Linked DNA regions of Homo sapiens: region 2 is linked to region 1. Evidence: chromatin loops called from intact Hi-C (ENCODE). Cell type or tissue: ascending aorta. All regions are shown on one strand. Each heading gives the region's core, and the rest is flanking DNA. Links, peaks and the distances in the headings are about the cores only. Region 1 has its middle 6.9 kb from the start of ANKRD28. Region 2 has its middle 3.6 kb from the start of CAPN7.

Region 1 (2,923 bases), core at 213-2,712:
GTTTGAGACCAGCCTGACCAACATGGTGAAACCCCGTCTCTATTAAAAATACAAAAATTAGCTGGGTGTGGTGGCGCGTGCCTGTAATCCCAGCTACTCAAGAGGCTGAGGCAGGAGAATCGCTTGAACCTGGGAGGTGGAGGCTGTAATGAGCTGAGATCACACCACGGCACTCCAGCCTGGCGACAGAGCGAGACTCCATTTAAAAAAAAAAAAAAAAAGAAATATATTTTAGAAATAGGATTTATAGGACATGTTAATAGACTGGCTACAAGAGTGATGGAGAAGATGATAATCAGAAACCTCCCAGGTTTTTGACTTAAGCAACCAGTGCTTATTGGAGTTTAAGAAATTTGGGACTTTTTTAGTTTCCAAATTTATACAATGAAGAATGTTACTTGTTACATCAATATCTAAGGTGCATTTCATGCTCTCAAACTCTGTTTTAAACTTAATACAGAGCCCATTATCTTAGCATCTACCCTCATGACTTCTAAATGAAATGTTAAATCCCAAAGTTGCCTACATCTAGGTGAATATTAAAAAAATTCATAAAGAATGGTGAGATCTGGCTCAATTCTACTCAATCCAGTACACTGAAATTATCTAAAAGTCTTTTGGCAAGAATACCTTACTTTTTAAAACACTCAACAAAAATACCACAGCACTGATTAAACAATTATTAGACATTCATATCTCTACTATACATACCATGCCAAGGAATTATAAGGTATCATATATCACCTTCAAACTCCTTATGCAACTTAAATAGGGCATTATGTCATACACGTAAAAATCTAACCAGTACAAGATAAAAGACAGTAAAAGACAGTATATACTGAAGGCCGAGATATAGACTATACCTGCTACCAAGTCCATCATAGGAAAGAGTGTAGCATATGAAGTTATTAATTGTAACTGACATATACAGATACCTTCTAACTGTCCATTCTCTAAAAAAATGGATATTTTAATAAAACTCTCCATAAACCTCATTATTTTGCTCCTCCTTTAATTTATAGGAAGGGTGCTTTGTCAAAGAAATCAATGGTCTGCTAGTTAGAACATTCCATGTAAAAACTCTATCACATTTTTCAGAAAATGGTTGAAGATTCAAAACTATCATTTATAATATATAATTGTTAAAAGTGAGTATAAGTGACTGTTGAGCAGTTAAAAGCAATGGCTCACGGTGTCCAGGATAGATAAGAACAAACATACAGAAGCAAAGGTAATTACAGCAAATGAGACAAGTTGTAGGATGTGGTCATTGAGGTGGTTACAGCCAAGTGGAGGTGGTTACAGCCAAGTACAGATGACTGCTGGTGTGGAGGTTGTTAAATAGTTAAGTATGTTCAAAATGTCATCTACAAAGAAATGAAATCACCTAGATGACAGACAAACATGATCCAGATGTGGAACTGGGGTATGAGATGTGACAGATGATAGCAACAAGAAATAGAAGGATCACCTAGCCAAATGGTATGTGCCTCAAAGGAAGGAAGGTTTTTATAGACAGGCAGACTAGTAACATTTTAACACTATAATGGGGGACTAGAAGAATGCTGACTTTGCGCTCTTTCCTCCTCCCAACACACATGTACTTACGTAGCAGGTACTTACGAAAACAGAGTTTCACTGACTTTTCCAAGTAAGTGTAGATTCAACAGTTACACATATGAACTTAAGGTTTAAATCAATATTTAGATGACTATTTTTAGATTTCAGCCTTAAGAGAATTACTTCCTTCCAAAAGAATATAAGTAAAAAATTCAACAGGCCAAACTAACACAGGTTAGTTTTCTAGAATACACCTAATATGCCAAAACTAAGGAACAAAGGGAGAAAAACTACTCTGTTAGCAAGTATGTAGTACTGCATTTAAGTAATGTCTTTAAAAGTTAGGTTATTTTCTTCATAATTTTGATTACCTTGAGAAGCAGTTTGAAATTAAGGAAAAGGACTCATCATTTTAGAGGTCTTTTTTTTAAAGTTGTGATACTTTTTAAAATATCCTAGTCAATCTGATTAGTAAAATTTTTAGCTAAGATATGTGATGAGTAGTATCTCTGACATATGACTTATGTTCTATCAGGCCAAGGATAAACACATTCTCTGAAATCTACATTATTATTTGCAAAGTTAATTATTGTTCAGCAACTGTATCAAAGACAATTTAGCCCTCATATTAAAATCAGTTGAGTGCAAAATTTTTATTTTAAACAGGCTGAATTTTGCCCTTCTTAAAAAAAGATTGAGGAAAGATTATGTGCAATTCATTCTGGTTTTTACAATGTGGTGATGCCAGAGTAAATGTAGTATGAAGTTAATGCACTTTAAAAGCTGAAGGGAGAAAATTTTCAGTTTTAAAATAAGTTGCTATGGTTACAAAATGTTTACCTTTATAAGCAATAATTATGTGAGATGTCCAAGGAATTCCCGAAAGTACAGTAAGATCAGTATCTGAAGTGTACATTCGTTATTTCACAAACAAACTGAACCCAACTGCATACATCACTTCCGTTTCAAAGTGGCTATCGTTTGGGAAATACTAAAAAAAAAATGATTCATGTCTTTCTGAACCATATTGGAGACAAAAATACTGACCATAGCTATTTTTAAATTCAAGTAATGACTCAGAGAGTTTTAGTTCCTTTTATCAAAGAGTGCTGTAATTTTACATAGCACCTTCTATTGTTGAAAGAAGGAAGGTATGTTTGTAATGTGTCTCAGGTGTGGAGTTTCTTTTATACATAAATTTTCACGCCTTCGATAAACTTTTAAAAAGCCATGCTTGTAACAATGTTAATTCAGAGTAAAACGATGTCAACTCCTTTAGCTGTAGACAATTTTGAACTTCTTAAATGGGAAGAAGAGGCCCCTATAAGAATTGATAATTAGCCCATTCCTAACTAGGTTGTTA
Region 2 (2,923 bases), core at 231-2,730, 600 kb before region 1:
ACTCTTAACAGGGCCTACAAGGCCCTACATGGTCTCATGCCTGACACCCTCACCTTCTGAGCCTCTGCCTGCATTTCACTGTGTCTGCTCCAGCTACACTGGCCTCTGTTCCATGTTCAGTTTTGCCACTGGCCACTGCACAAGCAGTTCCTTCTATCTCAGGGAAAGTCTTTGCTGACCCCCTAGTTCAGGTCAGTTTCCTTTTCATAAGCTCTTACAAAACTGTTGATTACCTTTGGAGTACTCGTCTACATTTGTAATGATTCATTCACTAATGGCCTTTATTGATTGATTAATGCCTGTGTCCTCCCAGTAGGCCAAAAGCCCTATGAGAGGAGGGCCTGTTTTCACACCACTGTATCCACAAATGTCAGCATTTACCTTCTCTCCTTCTTGAGACTGCTCTAAAATTATGTAAAGGAATTAAAGTACCAAGAAAGGATCAAAATAACAGGATATGAGCCCAGTGTAGCCTGTAGATGTGCAATGTTGTCTCTTAGTACTTAGAAAAACATTTCACTGGCCAGGAGTGGTGGCTCACAATTGTAATCCCAGCACTTTGGGAGGCCGAGGCGGGTGGATCACCTGAGGTCAGCAGTTCGAGACGAGCCTGACCAACATGGTGAAACCCCATCTCTACTAAATACAAAAAACTAGCCGGGCGTGGTGCCGCATGCCTGTAATTCAAGCTACTTGGGAGGCTGAGGCAGGAGAACTGCTTGAACCCAGGAGGCGGAGGTTTCAGTGAGCTGAGATTGCACCATTGCACTCCAGCCTGGGCAACAAGAGTGAAAACTCTGTCAAAAAAAAAAAAAGGGGGAAAACATTTCACTTTATTTTTACTTAAAAGTCAGTATTTTTTACACCAAGATTTAAATTTCTGGCTTCTCTTGATTTAAAAAAATATATTGGACCTACGTTCCCTTGAACTGTCTAGAGCTAGTAGTAACTGCCCCAACTCACTTCTTCCTAAAATTTGCTTCTCAAATTTGCTCCATACCTTGCCTCAGGGATGGTGCTGTTATCTCTAAAGAGCCCCAGAGAGCCCTGGACTTGAAAATTATTGTGCTCTTCAGGGATTATGGTAGATATTTATTTATTTATTTTAGATGGAGTTTCGCTCTTGTTGCCCAGGCTGGAGTGCAATGGCGTGATCTCGGCTCACTGCAACCTCCGCCTCCTGGGTTCAAGCGATTCTCCTGTGTCAGACTCCTGAGTAGCTGGGATTACAGGCGCCCACCAAAATGCTTGGCTAATTTTTTGTGTTTTTAGTAGAGACAAGGTTTCACTATGTTGGCCAGGCTGGTCTCGAACTCCTGACTTCAGGTGATCCACCTGCCTCAGCCTCCCAAAGTGCTGGGATTATAACCTATGCCTCCCTGGTTCAAGCAATTCTCCTGCCTCAGCCTCCCAAGTAGCTGGGATTACAGGCACCTGCCACCATACCTGGCTAATTTTTTGTATTTTTAGTAGAGATGAAGTTTTGCCATGTTGGCCAGGCTGGTCTCGAACTCCTGACCTCGGGTGATCCACCCACCTCGGCCTCCCAAAGTGCTGAGATTACAGGTGTGAGCCACCACACCCGGCCATGGTAGATATTTTAATGAAATGTTTGTTGAAAGGATAAAGTTGTGACCACAAGCCCCTATGAGGTAACACCTAGCTGCAGTGCCACATATGAACACAAGGTGACAGTGTGCTCTCAGGAATCTGCATAAACCCAGCACAGTTGGTGAGGATCTGTAGTAAATAGGATGACTTGTCCCACCCAACTGTGAGAGAGGGCAACTACCAAAGACCAACAGCAACATAGCATGTGTCCTAGAGGGTCACAGGGGAAAAAACTAAGAAGGAAGGAAGCTTCAAGGCCAGGGATCCAGCACAGCAGAGATGGGACTGCAGGGAGGGAATTTAACTCACCCCTGTCTTTGCTGTCCTTAGCATGATCCACTCTTCCCCTGAGTGCTGAATTTCAAGGCCATGAAGCCATGGTCAAGAGACTTGACTGGGAACGGGCCTTAAGCTTTCAGTGACTCCCTTCTAAATCTAGAGCAGTGGTTCTCAAAGTGTGGTCTCTGCACCAGCAGCATCACTTGTCAGAATCTGCAGAAATGCAGATTCCCAGGCCCTGCCCAACCCTACTGACCCAGGCATTCTAGGATGGAGCCCAGAAACCTATATATAATCAGATCCCTGGGTGGTTCCAAAGCAGCTAAATGTGAGAAGCACAGCTCTAAAGTCTCATTTTCCATCTCTTCCCACAGCCACACCCAGTGAATCCCAATCCTCAAAATACACGGACCTCAACACTCCTGCCTCTAGTTGAGACTGAAACATCCATCTCTTCCTCTCCTGCTTTGCTCTTATTCTGCCTTTGGGACTCAACTCAAGCCACCTTTCTTCTGGAACACTGTGTTAGACTCCCCAAGCTGATTTAGGTAGTGCTCCTCCCAGCCTCTGCCTTCTCTCTTTTAGCAATTATTAAATGATGCTTTTAACTGTTGGCTGCTGAATGTCTTGCTCACCACAGTGTGAGCTGTCTTTACCTCCAGTGCCTGGCCAACAGAATTTTGCATATGTATTTAATGAAATAATAAACTACCATCATTTGGTTGGCAGCTTTAAAAAGGGTAATAACATCTTTTTCACCTACAGTAGAATTTTATATACACACATATCCTAACTTAATTTTATATACATATTTAAAATATATAGAATTAAATATAATCTTAATAGATTCCATATGTAATTATATGCAGATTATAAGCTCCCTGCAAGTCTAAATTTCAAAACTATGCTCTGCTGTTTCTGACATTTGTAGGACAGGCCAAGGAATTCAACAGTCAATAGCAATAGCCATTTAACCAAAGGGAAAAAAAAAACCAACAAGGAGCTTCCTGAGCAGGGGTGTGTGCAGACCAGT

What was found. A loop is a pair of places that touch in the nucleus more often than their neighbours do. Peaks named below come from ENCODE experiments on the same cell type or tissue, not always from the same donor. Only the 100,000 strongest peaks of a DNase experiment are listed, where the experiment ranks them.
Region 2: a loop joins it to region 1, with 3 times the contacts of the local background. A loop is called at or near these places in 17 of 110 quality-filtered maps.

The regions. Positions count from the first base shown.
Region 1 is chr3:15,803,411-15,806,333 of GRCh38, forward strand. It overlaps a transcript of ANKRD28 not described here. Among named protein-coding and RNA genes, the nearest start is that of ANKRD28, 6.9 kb to the left of the region's middle. RefSeq lists enhancers at 1,218-1,357, 2,585-2,634. In ascending aorta, for the core only: no CTCF peak of the experiment used is centred there; no DNase peak of the experiment used is centred there; H3K4me3 peaks cover 421 bases; H3K27ac peaks cover 1,449 bases.
Region 2 is chr3:15,201,179-15,204,101 of GRCh38, forward strand. It overlaps the pseudogene COL6A4P1. Among named protein-coding and RNA genes, the nearest start is that of CAPN7, 3.6 kb to the right of the region's middle. RefSeq lists an enhancer at 1,589-1,638. In ascending aorta, for the core only: a CTCF peak has its summit at 1,683; a DNase peak (open chromatin) is centred at 1,693.